Regions from separate parts of the Homo sapiens genome. Here region 2 is linked to region 1. A link is a loop called in an ENCODE intact Hi-C map of the cell type or tissue named here. Cell type or tissue: PC-3. All regions are shown on one strand.

Region 1 (8,000 bases):
CACCTCTTTTACACCAAAAGGTCTGCAGGGTGTGGTAACTGTTTCTTTTTTGCCATTTTGAGGTGGAAGAGGGTGCATGTGATGAAGCCAATAATTCAGGACTTAATTCAGTTTTACATTGTGGTTTTTGGTCCTTGGACCAGAGTAGGAAATAGCTACCGGGAGCTCCAGCTATAAGTTTGGAAGAGGCTGTGTGATTGTAATAACATGGTGACAACACTCAGAATCTAAATTGGACTTCTGTTGTATTCTCACCACTCTATTTTTTAGCAGTTTAATGAACACACTTTATATTCTTCCATTTTGTGTGGAATTAGAACCTTCCCTTCAAATACTGTAATTAACATCACTTAAAATAAAATTTGAAGAGAATACTGAAACCTCATCCTTCTATTGTCTTTATTAATTAAATGTAAATAAACAGGAAAAAAACAAATAGGCAAATTCTACTATCTAATTTATTCATTTAGTTTCACATACAGACTTAAAAGAGTAAGTTTATATTAATTTAGCAACATTGCATTTGAAACAATTTTATTCGAATGCCTCATTCGCATCTTGTCTTTATTGCTTTCACCATTGCTTGACTCACTTTTCGAACAGGGTCCAGGGCCCATGTCTTTCTTACAGTCTAAATTGATCGAGAGATGGTTCTTTTCCATTTGTGTGGAGGCCGTCAATGAATACCTCATCTCAAGCCACAAGAAGCCAATTTGTGTATATTTTTTTAGAAAATTGTTTTGTGTGTCTTATAGGTATTTATTTGCAACCTCTACATTATCATTTACTGTATTCCTCCTAAAAGTAATCTTTGAAACTTTAAGCCTTCCTTATATTCAACATTTGAAATTGCATGATCATATACACAGGGGTACAAGTGAAATGTTACAATTTAAATTGTGTTTAAAATAATTTAAACTTAAACTATGCTAAATTTTTGTCTTAAAAAATTTTATCAGCTGACCTTAAAAAATTTTCAAAATTAGCATTGTTTAAGGTATTTTCAGGCAAATGTGTCTTTCCCAAATATATCTTTATTATTCAAAATTAAGTATTAATAATAAAGCCCATACCATGTAATATCAAAGTCCCTCTTCTCTAAGTGATAATTGTTTAAGAAAAAATGATAAACTCACCTTATAGTCAGACATATATGGCAACTATTTTACTAGTGCAAAACTAACCTCAGAACCCAAGAGTTCAGAAGGGATTCATATAACTATTAATGATTCCAAATTATGTCTTACCTTCACAGCATAATGAAATTGGCCACAGCATAATAATAAGTTTCTCTTCCTCCTGTCTCCATATTCGTCTCTCCTCACTTGCCTATGCTTGATTTCTACTCATAATTCAATTCTAGAGCAATTTATATCACTTGCTGGGCCTGTTGCAAGCCCCAAATTAATTACAACTTGGTAGTTTGGGGTCATCTCAACATAGCCCTTCTCTAAGGGAGTGGTTCACAAATGAGGGAGAACCTAATTTCATGTGACTAAAAAAAGTAAACTTGCATCAACAAATTCAGTACCCTTTGAGCATATCACTTGCAATTTAATAAAAGTACATTCAGGGGGTCTTCATTAAATGCTGGCATTCTTTGAGTGATTTTACCTAATAATATTAGCTGACATTCCCGGTGGTGCTGTTTTTCTGAATTATGTGTGAGCTCTTCCAATTCCTAATAAAAATGTCCTTCTATGCTGCTCATTTCCACATTCATATTTCCAGCCCTGATTCTCACCCAAGCTCCACTCCAACCTGCTCCTTAGAAATCATTTCAAACCTAGGATGTTCCACCATCACCTCAAACCCAACATGCACAACGATGAATTTATTTTATTGCTTGTCTGAAGAGTTTTCTAAAAGTTTTGGGTCATTCACCACGGGAAAGAGGGAATGAAAGTTACACTTAATATAGGATGTATGGGTCTATATAAATTAATTGACATAGTGGTCAGAAAACCCTGGCCATAAAATAGTTCCACTTCCTTGTATTACTAATTTTGCACACCCGAGCAAGATTTTATAAGTTGTGCTAATAATAAGTACATGTTTTTCTCTGCCTGGGTTTTGTGTATCAAGTGAGAAGTAAACACCTCCTGCTGCTTCTGCTGTAATTCCCTCTGAGTAAGCACTGCTGTGTTGTGTGTGTACATGTGTGTGTTTGTGTATATGTGTGTGTATGTTTGTGTGTGTATGTGTGCATGTATGTGTATGTATATGTACCTGTGTCTGCATAGGTGTGTATTTGTGTGTGTGTGTTTTTGTGTGTTTCCATGTGTACATATGTGTTTATATGTTTGCATGTGTGTATGTGCACATGCGAATTTGTGTGCTTGTGTTTGAATGTGCACATGTGTATTTGTATATGTGTGAATGTGTGTGCAGTGCACACTGTAAGAAGATTAAACCTGGGTCACAAAGTGGAAACCTTACAGTTGGCCTGTCTCCTTTTTGCCGTCAGCTGGAGCTCTGCCCTTGTAACTTTCAAGTCATTTTCAGGGTGGGTCATTCACATGGTGTCCACCACCAGCCCCTTCAGTCCAGAGTGGGGAATGTCTTGATTGAGACCATTTGCCTTGAAATCAAAGGAACATAATAAGGAAAATAGGATGTTGGTTCCAATTTTTGTTTTCTTGTCTACCACATCCAATAAAGAGACACCTTTTGTTTTAGTTTATATAAAAACATCTCTTTAGAGAGCTCAATCTGCTCAAACAATATGGGTTAGAGAAAAGAAGCTGTTTCCCATTTCTACAAACAACTCAGAGACCAGGTACAACATTCTCCTGATAGATCTCCATACACACACACACACACACACACACACATGCTCACACACATTCACATTCACAGACACATATATTCAGTCACACATTCCCACCCACCCACACACTCACATACACATGCTTATTCACACACACACACTAACATCCACACTTACATACACATATACACATTCATGCCCACACACACACACACATACTCACATACACATACCTTCACACATGTGCACTCATATACACACATATTCACACATATCCATGCCCACACACACTCACACATACTCACATACACATACCTTCACACATGTGCACTCATATACACACATATTCACACATATCCATGCCCACACACACTCACACATAGATACACACACTCATTCACACATATACACACATTGATGCACACACACACACACATTCACACCCACACTCACACTTGCACACTGCCCCACACACAATCAAATACACATCTGCACTCACACACCTACTGTCACACACACCCAGAAGCACCCACACAGCCTTTTCCCCTTCTCACCAGTCATATTTGTTCCTCATCTTTCAAGGAACAGGGCCCAATTACTCTCTCTGGTTCTTTTACAGTGTCTGGCCTGTCAGCTCGTCCTCTCCATCCCCACAGCTGTCTCTTCATTTCAGTGCATCTCCTGACACCCGAGTGACTCACAACTTCCTCCTAATGAATCTCCCTGGCCCCAGAATCTTTACTCTAGTCCACCTTGTCCTGGCACCAGATCCATCTTCTTGATCACAACATTTTCTTACTCCAGCAGGTGCCACCTCATTGATGATCAACAAGTCAGGCACATTTAAACATCATTCAATGAGGAAGGAGAGATTGCGAATGATTCTGGGTGGCTTGGCTGCCTATTCATATGGGGATAGGGGAATTGACGTCTCAGCCTGTCTCTTAGACTCAATAGCCTTGTCAGCAATCTCCAGAAACATAACCATCTTGCACAGGCCCTCATGGTATATTTCTATTTTTGTGCATGTCCTACCTTCCTAAAAATATCATAAGCTTTCTGAGGATAGGGACGGTGCTGAAGCTGTAAGTTCATCCTCCACAGTGGCTGTCAGATACCTTCCCGTGCGAGTGACTCCCAGCACGACCTCCATGACCTCTGTGATCTTGGGCAAGTCATATGAGTTCTCTGAGCCCCACTTCTCTTTTATATAAATGAGACAAAGAATACCTGCCTCAAAATGGTCTTGAGAATCATATTAGCCAATGCAGCTAAAAGGCTCACCACAGTACCTGGCACACAGTAGGTATTGAATAAACCATAGCAATGACAATTATTTGCTCAGTGGAATGCAGATCATCAACTAAAATCCTTTGGAGAAATGTCATGCAAGCATTTGCTGCTCTGAAACTCTGCCTAAGATACAAGGAGGCAGGTGTCACAAACAACAAAGTCTCCAAAACCAATTGCCACAGCCAGAGTTTTATCCAGGACTTGGATTTTGAATGGCAATGTTTATAAACAAAGTAGCTGGTTTTCAGGAAACCCCCAAACTCTCCCAGAGATCAGCAGCACCATTCCTTCCCACAAGAGACAACCAAACAGAAAATGAGCTATGTGTGCAATTTTATGTGCCCCTATCTCAGGCATTGAAATAAGCCCATCTCGAAATGCAGCTCAATCTCTCTCAGCTGTCTTCTCTCTGAAAAGCGTCCTGGCATTGAGCCACTCTCCAGCTCCCATGGACAAAAATGAAGCTCTACACCTTCGTGGTAAACCATTCATGTCCCCAGAAAGGAATGGATGGTTTCAGTCTCCCCCTTTCCGCATTTTAAAAGGTCATTTTAAAAGTTATTGCTTCTTTGCTACCACTAGATGGTACTAGCCAGCTGCTTGTCATGTATATATTTTTTTATTTTGTGTTTTGTTTACTGCCTCTGAGCATTAATCCAAGAAGGCTGATTACAACAACATGCTTTGCAGAAATGGTACTTTGAGAGACCTTGGGCAGTCATCAGAAAGTAACTTAGCTGCCATTTGTTAACTATGTTACCACTTCCCCTTGATATTTATTTATATAAAGTTCCTCTTTGCCCCATCCTGGATAAAGGAAATATTTAGTGTCATACAGATTATTCATACCACACTTGTCCACATTTGGGACCTTAGGAAGGCCTGAGAGAGATGTGGAATGCAATGACTGAATTGAAGGCAGCCAGAATAAACATTGGCTTTTCCACTCTCCTCAGGAGTCATGTCTTGCTGCCCTTTACTGAGGGTACCTCAATACCTCTGAGGGTATCTCAGTCCTCTTGCTTCAGACTCCCAGGAGACCCCCAATGCCTTAGGTTTTCCATACAGATACTTGGATCATCTTTCTCTTTTCTAGAATGGAAAGACAGCAGTGGATATTAGAAAAAGTCATGGGACGTGCTGAGAGAGACTGGGGAGTATGGCCCGGCACCAGATCTCTTTCTTCGCCACTCTGGCTTAAGACAATTGAAGGGCAGACTTCTCCTTGACCCCCCAAGCTCTCAAGACATTAGGTGTCACTAAATCCATACTCACAGGAGATGAATGGATTGTCAAGAGTGGGGAAAGAGTACTTGACTTTGCAATCTGTAGTCAGGCTATGAGAATAAGTGAGAAAGCACTGTAGCAGTACTATGCTAAGCCAAGATTAGTCATGAATAGTCATTTGGAGATGGTTATCAATGAAAGATTAAAAGATTCATGCAAAATTTTAGTTAAACTGAAGGGATGTTTAGCTATGATCCAGACCTCATTTTAATTACAATGCAACCTCTGTTTAAATATGGGCAGTTGGAACAATTGCTTAATCTTTCTGAGCCTCAGTCTTCTCATCTGGAAAAAATAATACTTTCTGCGAAATTATTGAAAAGACCAAGAAAAATAATGGCTGTAAAGCTCCTGACATTTAGCAGGAATTTGCCAAATGTCCCTCTCTCCTCCAAGTAGCTACAATGGAAAGTAGCCCCGCCCCACCCCACCCCCCAGCATCTTCACCCATACCTTTTCCTAGAGTAGAGGCTAAATTCCCAGGAACTAGCCCCCAGACACTGAAATTATTGTGAAATGCAGGAAAACCCATAATGCCAAATCTTTGATTTCCCCTGCCAATAGCAATGGCTTCCACACCTTCTATTCATATGCCAGTCACGTTGAAAAGAGGCACCTTCTAATCTTGGAAGAGTTTACCAGCAGTGAGACAGGTATATTTTTTCATCTGTTATCATAAGGAAAATACTTTTATTTCCTTAAACAGAATTTTTCTATTGAAAAGAGAAACAATTTTGCTTCATTGCTTTTTTTTCCAAAAGTAGTTCCTAATGCCCAGTGTGACAAATCAAAGAGACACTGTGAAATGATGGTATAATCTTTTCTGTCTACATTGAAGGAAAGTATAGTGAAATTACCGGGTAATTCCATACAAATAATTGCTACAGAAACACAGCATGACATTAAGCTAACATATAAAAAAAGGATATTTCATCTCTAGGTATAGAGAACAATAGATTTAAAAAGCAATAATTTGAGTTGACTATTACACACTCTCAATATATAGAGATTCAGGAAAAGCTATTAAATAGCAACCTTACTACCATGTACCAAGCAAGTAGCCAGAGTGAGTAGATTCTCATGTTGGAGCAAGAAATTTAAAAATCTTCTGCTTATCATTAAAAATTATAGTCATCTCAATGTTAGTAGCATCTACAGAAACACAAAAGGAAAAAAGAAAGCTAAAGAGGAAGACTATATGGGCAGGAAGTAGAAAGAATAACATCTATTGTACTACAGTGTCTGCTTTGCGCTTTTAAATGACTCAAATCCTTTGGAGTGTTTTATTTAAAAAACATCAAAGTTAGAATAAAAACTTTGGTAGAATTGGTAATAATCTAGTATTGTGTTGGAAATAATTCTAAAGCCATTTTGGGGTTCTGTATCAAAGACAGCCAAAATCAATTAGTAATTTCTGCCATGCATGCCATAGGCACAATTGAATAGTTTAGAATCTCCCCAGTGTACCTCTAGTATCAGATATCTGGGAGAAATTAGAAGATCACCACACATGCCCAGGAAAAGGCACGGGGTCACAGAAGCGCTAGAAAACTTTAAGTGTACACTTCAGGCTTATCCTCAGTACAGAGACAGCCTGTAACAGTGTACACACACACACACACACACACACACATAACCAAGAATGGTGAAGTAGGAGAATGTAATTTCCAGAATTACCAAACTATTAGATTCAAATATCCAGTTTTCGACAAAAAATAACAAGTCACACCAAGAAACAGGAAAGTATGACCCATTCAAAGAAAAAATATATCAACAGAAATTGTCCCTGAAAACAACCTGATAAAAGTTATACTAGCAAAAGAGTTTTAAAAAACCATATTAAAGATATGGAGAAAGTCCAGAAAATAATGTACGAACAAAATGGAAATACCAGTAAAGAGATAGATAGTCTAAAAAGACAAAATATTTCTGGAGCTGAAAAGCACAATAATAAAAATGAAAAATTTACTAGAGGGATTCAAAAGCAGATTTGAGTGGGTGAAAGAAAGAAGTGATAAACTTAATGATAGGACAATGGAAATGATCAAATCTGAGAAGTAGAAAAAAGATTGAATAAAAGTAAACAGAGCTTAAGGAACCCATGGGATAACATCAAGCAATCCAACACACACATTTTGGAAGTCTCAGAAGAAGAGAGAGAAAAAGATAGATAAATTGTTTGAAACAAATGATAGTCAAAACTTAACTCAAGTTTGATGAAAGACACAAATAGAAACATTCACGATATTCAATAAACTCCAAATAGAAGGAACTCAAAGAAATCAACACTGAAACACATTTTAATCAAACTGTTGAAAGCCAAAAGCAAATAATCTTAAAAGTAGCAAGAGAGAAGTGATTCATCACATACAAGGAATTTTCTATAATATTATTAGCATATGATCATCAGAAACTCTGTGGGTCAGAGTGGGCTAATGTATTCAAATAGCAAAGGGAAAAAGAAAACCAGTCAATATTTTGTGAATTATACTTGTCTCACAAGATATGCTAAAGGGAGTCTGGCAGGTTAAAATAAAAGGACACTAGACAGTAATTTGAAGCTATATGAATACATAAATATCCAGTAAAGGTAAATACATAAAAAATTGTAAAAGGTAGTATTATTGTAACAATAGTGTGTAACTCTACT
Region 2 (8,000 bases), 200 kb after region 1:
TGAGCATCTTATATATTTTTGGCATTGTTACAGATGCATATATTGCCCCTAATAATCACAACAGCCCTACAGGCAGGAATTACACTCATGGTATAGCTGTAGATATGGAAAGCTCAGAGTCAGAGAAGTTACTAACTTGACAAGATCTCACAGTCCTGAGTAGAAACCTGAATTTCTTGAGGGCAGAGGCTATAATAGCCTATATTATATAATATTGTAATAAACTATATTTAGAAATATATTTAATATAAACTTATTATAATCCATTATAGTGAAATGTTTATAATCTAACAACATATTCATATATTATATAAACTATATTATATAATAATAAAACCTTTTCATTTTCTTTTTAATCTCGGAATTTAAAAAATTCAAAGCACCATATATTATATATTATATATAAACTTATTTTATTATAATCTATTATAAAATGTTTATAATCCATCATAATACAATGTTTATTATATAAACTACTATGTAATAACATAATAAAAGCTTTTCATTTTTATTAATGCCAGAATAAAAAAACATCAGACAAAGTAGTGGCTGGCTTTATAATGACAAACAGTCTAAGTCAGAGGAAAGCTATAGCCTGTAGAATGACATTCATATTCCTTAAACAGCTTCCATATCAAAGTGTCAGGTTCTTCCTGTTTATGTTTGTGAGCTCTAATTCTCCTTAATATACCTTGGTCCTATCATTTCTTACCGCTTTTACAAAGAAAATGCATGCAGTTAATGAGATTCTCTCCATAGGAGCACTGTGATCATTTAATGAAAGAATGTCTGTGGAATGCCTGCCACAGAGCCTGACAAAGAGTAGACCCTCTATAAGAAACAGTCAATACAGCATAATGGCTAAGACAGTGGGCCGCATAATCAGCTTACCTCTACTCCTTAATGCTGTGTGACTTTGGCTAAGTCACTCAACCTCTCTGAACCTCAGCCTTCTCACAGGTAAAAATGTGGCTGCTAATAATACTACCTATATCATGAAGTTCCTATGAATCCAATTGGATAATGCATGTAAGCACTTAGCCTGATTTAGTAAGCCATCAATAAATAGTAGCTTTCAGCTGTTATCTTGCCTCCTCCCCAGGAAAGCAAAATTGCAATAAAAGTGTTATAGTGAAAAAAGAAATCAGTGTCTGCTTTTCATCCACTGCATTTATATAGACACCAGGCTTTTTTGCGAAAAGCGCACTGGTTTATCATCTGAACAGAAAGAGAGCAAACCATGGGATTTGGGAGCTCAGAGAGAACATTAGCTGAAATCTAGCTCGATCTGGCCAAGTTCAGAGATAAGATAGAGGTTCATAGAAGAAAATCGACTTCCCAATGCTGCAAAGCTTATTTAAGGCAAACCCAAGAGTAGATTCCAACCTCTCCTTTATAATCCCATGCTCGTTCAACTACGACAAAATGTACACATTTTTGGAGGTCAGTTCAATACCTTCTCATGTGTTAGAAATTCTAAAATAAATTGCTAGTCACATTGTTCCCAAATGTCTAAGTGATTATATTAATTTAAATAAACTATCTATGGCTCAGTTTTCTAAAATTCAAGTAAAAGGGAATTTATATACTACTAAACACGTTTCTAAATTACCTAAAATGGATTAAGATAAAAATATGAATACTCTCACTGAGTTAAAGTTTTTAAGATTAAGTGAGTTTCATACAACCACTCAAATTCAGAAAGCAATGAACATTGATTAAAATAAGGATTGTCAACAAAAACTTTGAAAAATAAAGTGAGGATATTAAAATTGAGTCAGGGGTGCTTTTTGCCTTCAGGGAGATCCCATCTGCCAGTTCCCTGATAGGACAGACCACGGAAGCGCTTCTCTAGCAGCTGTATCTTCAGCTGTATCACCTGGGAGCTAATTGTTTAAACTGTTTGAATATGCTGAGTATGCTCATTTATTGGGTAACTATTGATCAAAACTTCCTTTACTCCAGGCATGGTGGTAGGAGTGGGAACTGAAATAATACAATAAAATAAGGTCCCTGTCTTCAAGAATCTTTGGATACAATAGGAGAAGCAGACAAGTGATTAAGAAGCTGCAATCCAGGATAACGGATATCAGTAGTTAACGCTTAGGATAATCAAAATCAATAGCTAACATTTATGAAACACATACTATGTGCCCAGCAATATACTAAACACTTTCAAGTTGTTTCACAAAACCCTCTCAGAGGGCTGCTATGATTAGCTTCAGGAAACTGATGCCAGGAATCTGCCCAAGGCCACCGAGCCAAAAAGCAGGACTCAAACCTGTCAGCTGAGCCCACGTCCCGTCTGTAAGTGACAGTTGCTCCATGAGTGATTGACGGGGAACATATAACATGCAACGGCACCCCCAGGAGAGGCTCCTAACCCAGGCTTGGTGGATCAGTGCCCATTTCCTAGAGGGCCCCCGAGCCTTGAAACCTGAGGTGAATTGGGATCATGCTGGTTGGAGGAGGGTAAGAAAGACCTTTCAAGTAGGCAAGTGAGTGAAAGAGGACTCGCCTTACCACTGTCCTAAGGATTGTTATGTGGCCTTCAAGTCCCTTCTTGGTTTGGCCCAGCCTCAACTCTTTACCATTGTCTACTCATAGGCTTCTGAAAAGTTAAATGAAAAGTTTAACATTTTTCAGTTTATTTAAAGGACCAAGTTTGCTTTCCCTGCTGGGTCTCTGGGCATGCCACTCCTCTGCCTAGATTATAGCTACTCCTGGGTAATGCTTCGTCATTCTGCAGGTCTCAGCTTACATATTGTTTCCTTTAGGGAATCTTCCATGAGTTCTCTCCAGGCCCTCCCCAAACTGGCTTTTGGGTCCCTACTATGCACCCTGTGGCCCCCTCTATTTTTGTCATCGCAGTAGTAAGTATGCTAATAAATCCACCTTCAAACATCTGCCTTCTCTATGAGACTCCATAACCTCCATTAGCAAGGTTTGTTTTATTCATCACTGTATTACCAAAGCGTGGCACAATGCCAGGCACATAGTAGGTGCTCAATAATTATTTGTAGAATGACTGAAAAGATCTAAGTGTATGGAGTAACATCCCCATCTTGTGGCCTTTTGGAAGACGCCGGGTAAATCTTAATCCGCTGTTGCATTTTCAATACCAAAAGCACAGGTGGACTTTCAAGATCCTTACTCCATGCACTGGATAACATTAAAATAAAAATGGGATCCTATCTCCAAGTTCAATGTTTCCCATGGTTAGTTAACACAAAGCAGGAGAAATAGTTGGAAGGGAATCAACCTGAATATATGGCTCTAAACAGAAGTGAGGCACTTAAACCAGACAAGCCAGTTGCCTTGTCTACTTCCATTATGGAGCAAAGGATTTTATTTAGGTTTACCATCTGGAGGGTCATTTTCCAGGTATATATTTCCTCATGGCCTGAATCATTCTCAGTTGGATTTACAGCCTACTTCCAATCATAGAGCTCAGATGGAAGGAGAAAGCAGATAGTTTGGAGAGGAAGCACCCAGCTAGTGGCCGGGCATGGTGGCTCACGCCTTTAATCCCACAACTTTGGGAGGCCAAGGCAGGTGGATCACCCGAGGTCAGAAGTTTGAGACCAGCTTGGCCAATGTGGTGAAACCCCGTCTCCAATAAAAATACAAAAAATTAGCCAGGCGTGGTGGCGCATGCCTGTAATCCCAGCTACACAGGAGGCTGAGGCAGGAGAATCGCTGGAACCTGGAAGGCGGAGCTTGCAGTTAGCCGAGACTGCACCACTGCACTCCAGCCTGGATAACAGAGTGAGACTCTGTCCCAAAAAACAACAACAAAAAAACAAACAAAAAGAAGCACCCATCTAGTTAGTGGCATTGCTGGGCCAGTGTCCCCATCACGCTGCCTCTGCTGTCACAGTTGAGTTTGTTAATAATTGAGCTATGATTAGTGTGTGGTAGAATAGAATGATGGCATGTTGTTATTTAGCTCATTTCATTATGGAATAATCATAATTAGCATGCAACTTCTCTCTTTATGTGTGGTCCAGAAGAGGATGATGGCGCATAAATTAAAGTTATTCCCAAAGTAGGATGCTTTGAAAATGTTGCAGAGAAAGAGCAATAACATTAAAGTTTTATAGAGAGATTAGAATTTGAGTGAAAATTTTTATATACAAAAGCATTAAATTTTGATGGACAAGTCTATTCATCCCCAAAATAATAATCTACAACTTCAGAATCTTAGACTATTTAAAGAGGAAAGATGCTTAAAGGAAGACTGCCTCTGATTAAAATGAATAAACATTTTTAAAGGACTTTGACCGCCTCAAAGTAATTATTTCAGGCAGTTACCGGAGCATTTCCTGTGAGCCATGAACTGAGCACATCACATAGACTATCCTATTTACCCTCATCATCAACAACAGGGGCCTGGTCTAAAGATGAGGAGATGGAGCAAAAGAGGGTGAAGGGTCTTGTTCAAAGTCTCATCATGAGTAAACAGTGGACCCAAGATTCAAGGCACCAGAATCTAGAGTGCCTGCTTTCATGTCCCTTTGCAAAACCAAAAGTTAAACATATCCTCTCTCTGTCAGTTTGTTACCCTAAAACGTTTTAAAGATGTATCAAAGTTATGATCTCACTTCTCAGACACTCCATGGATGTCTTCTCTGTCCCTTTGCCCAACAGAAATTTCTGGTATAATAATAAGCCACAGTGAAGTCAAAACAGCAGAGTATTTGGAGTTGAAAAACAGGCGCTTTGAAATAGTTTAATCTTCCACTTTATCAGGTCACTTAATCTTCCTCGAACTTTTCTAAATCTGTAAAATGGGTGCAACATCTATTTCACACAGTTGTTGAATTTCATGAAATAATATCTTTAAAAAGGCCTGGGACATGAGGGTTGCTCGAACATTTGTTGGTTCTGACTCAATGACTGTCCCTGGGCTCCACAACCCCCTCTAAACTTGGCAATGCCTCCTCCACCCCATTGTATATAAGCCTGGAGGTGTAGAGTTGGTCACTGAGACATTGGATTGATAGGATAAATTTCTTTGCTAATATTTGAAACATTCTCGAGGACCCTATTAGGTTCATAGAAATCTTTTCCCTCAATTTTGTCTCCTAAACAAACCAAATCTAGCCCTTTCTAGTCACAGGCCTAGGTTGTTTAGCCCAACTTTAAAAGTTAATTGGCTCTTTCAGTCATCACTGAATGTAGAGGAAACATACAAGCCCAAATGAAAACATTCTTCATTTATTTTTCAGAGAGAAACAATCACCAATGATTCACTCATTCATTCAACACCCTGCAAACATTCAAACATTTACTGAGTGCCTACCATGTATTTTGGGGGGGGGGGTTTGGTTTCTTTCTTTTTTTGTTCTGTTTTGTTTTTCATTTTGTTGTTTGTTTGTTATTGAGAGGTAGTTTCACTCTTGTTGCCCAGCCTGGAGTACAGTGGTGCCATCTCAGCTCACCGCAACCTCCACCTCCTGGGTTCAAGCGATTCTCCATCCTCAGCCTCCCGAGTAGCTGGTATTACAGGCGTGTGCCACCAGGCCCGGCTAATTTTGTATTTTTAGTAGAGACGGGGTTTCTCCATGTTGGTCAGGCTGGTCTCGAACTCCCGACCTCAGGTGATCCGCCCGCCTTGGCCTCCCAAAGTGCTGGGATTACAGGCGTGAGCCACCGCACCTGGCCGTTTATTTTTAATAAAATATAATGCCAAATGTTCAGAATATTTGGAGACTGGTAAAGTTCATATAAGTTGTAAATATTTTTACTACCTCTTTCAATCATTTCTCAAGAATTAAATTCCAAGAGTGATGAGTTTACACTGTATGTGAATAGCACAGACGTGTCTGAACTCTCCACGCTGACGACCTTCCAGCACTAATAAGGCCTTCTCCCCTCCAGTGCCTTTGGTAATGGGCATCTCCCTTTCCAATTCAGCCACTTACATCGTATTTAAGATTATGAATAAGCTTTCATTACCACACACTCTGCCCTTTGTCACAGCCAGGGACATGAAGTCGAACAAACAAGTAGATATTAGGCAAGAGTTCTCTTATCTCTTGCCACAAAGATAAAAGAAAAAAAATTGAAGAAACAAATGAAACCTCCTGTCTGAACGTTAATAAAATGATTAAGAACCAAAGGACTTTGAAATACTATTGTAAATACTGACTACTACTAAATACTACTTGGTACAAGCAGGTATGCTTTAAGAACTCTAACTGAACCAGTCTCTAACTGAACCAAAATCTTAAATGTTTTGCTTTTACTAATCTGTAAAATAGTGGGGATACCGGCCCTTCTGCTCATCCAGAGGTCAGGGAGACTGAGTGGCACAGCTGCCATGCCAAGTGAAGAGAATGGCCCCAATGTTACATAAATGTTACTACATGGTTTAGGCTCCAGAAATCTCTTCTGCCTTCTATATTGTTTGTTTTCAGAGAATGGGAGAGGCGATAATGCAAGGTAAAGGGATATGGTGAGCAGAATAATGGCCTACAGAGATGTCCACGTCTTGCTCCCTGGAACCTGTGAATATGTCACCCTACATGATGAGAGGAACTGTGCAGATGTGATTAAATGAAGCATCTGGAAGTGGGAGATTATCCCGGATTAGCTGGCTGTGGCCAATGTCATCACAAGGGTAGTTGGAAGAGGGCAGCAGGAGGGCAGCAGAGTCAGGAGGTGGGATGATAAAAGCAAGAAGTTGGAGGGATACGAGGAAGGGATCATTAACCAACGATTGCAAAAGGCCTCTGGAAGCTGGAAAAGGCACAGACACGGATTCTTCCCTGGAGCTTCTGGGAGCAACCAGCCCTGCTGACACCTTGACTTTAGCCCAGTGAGAATGACTGCAGACTCTGAGCTCCAGAACAGTAAGAGGATAAATGTGGGTTGTTTTGAGCCACTTGATTTATGGTTATTTGTTATGGCAGCTATGTAAAACTAATACAAGTACGAAGCTGTGTTCTCTAGTTACAAAGACCAAAGGACTGAAAATCAGAACACTTCGGTTCCAATTTTGTCTCTGACATTACTAGCTGTGTGATTTTAAATAAGTCACACTGCCTCTCTGGGCCTTGATTTACCATATACCAGAGGGCTCCACTAGTTCACTCTTTAGTGCCTTCTAACTCTGAGGGTCTACAGGGGACACAGTGTGAAAAGCACAGAGACACTTAAATCAATATCCTCCTTGTCCTCCTGATGATATTCTCAATTTTAATTTATATTCTCCTTCGCCTATTATACCTCAAGCAATGATAAAGCCAGATAATAAACTCCAGACATTGGTACTGAAGACATAGAGGCATATTAAATGCATTTATAAGTCCTGGGATCTGTTTGACTAGTATACAAGATTTTTTTGGAAAAACAAAACAAAACAGAACAAACAAACAAAAACAATGGTCCTACCTTAGGTAGGTTTATTTTAGAGAAAGACCTTAGTTCTAGCCAGACATATGGGCCGGCTGTTCCATTGCACCCACTGAGTGTTTATCTTCTCCACTCCTGTGCAATAATTTTAATAAAAGTCCTGCAGCAGCCTTCACCCCAGGTGGTGAGCCAGCCCCACCTGTCTCTCTTCCTGACAGACTGTTGAACATGGATGCCTTCCAGAGACAAAAAGTCATTATTCTGCCTTCTCAACCTTTCTGTTTTTGCTCCAGGTGGCTGTTGCAAAATGTTGTATATTTAGAAACATGATGTCAGCTATTTCTTATTTTGCCATCATTGAGATGTCATGTGCCTTGAATTTTCCAACAAAATAGATCACTTTTCACACCTGTCCCCATTCTGTACACACCAGAGAAAATTAAATGGATTAAAGGGATCCTGCCAATTTATGTTTCATTTCTTCTGAATAAACAAGCCCACCCAGGCACCTGGCACTGGAAGTGAGCTGAAGACAACCAGGCAATGCTTTGCCCTTCACCAGTTCCATGCAAATGATTTTTTATGAAGCTGAGCTGTTCATTGCTTTCAATCTGTCAGATTTTATGAGGATTTTCACCAAA

What was found. A loop is a pair of places that touch in the nucleus more often than their neighbours do. Peaks named below come from ENCODE experiments on the same cell type or tissue, not always from the same donor. Only the 100,000 strongest peaks of a DNase experiment are listed, where the experiment ranks them.
Region 2: a loop joins it to region 1, with 5 times the contacts of the local background. A loop is called at or near these places in 6 of 110 quality-filtered maps.

Annotation. Positions count from the first base shown.
Region 1 is chr13:34,073,954-34,081,953 of GRCh38, reverse strand. LOC124903153 (a long non-coding RNA gene) reads right to left here. Exons shown (of 2, transcript XR_007063754.1): 2 at 441-2,581. Among named protein-coding and RNA genes, the nearest start is that of RFC3, 260 kb to the right of the region's middle. In PC-3, CTCF peaks have their summits at 4,445 and 4,646 (motif pointing right); no DNase peak of the experiment used is centred here; H3K27ac peaks cover 1,274 bases.
Region 2 is chr13:33,870,119-33,878,118 of GRCh38, reverse strand. It overlaps a transcript of RFC3 not described here. Among named protein-coding and RNA genes, the nearest start is that of RFC3, 56 kb to the right of the region's middle. In PC-3, a CTCF peak has its summit at 3,056 (motif pointing left); no DNase peak of the experiment used is centred here.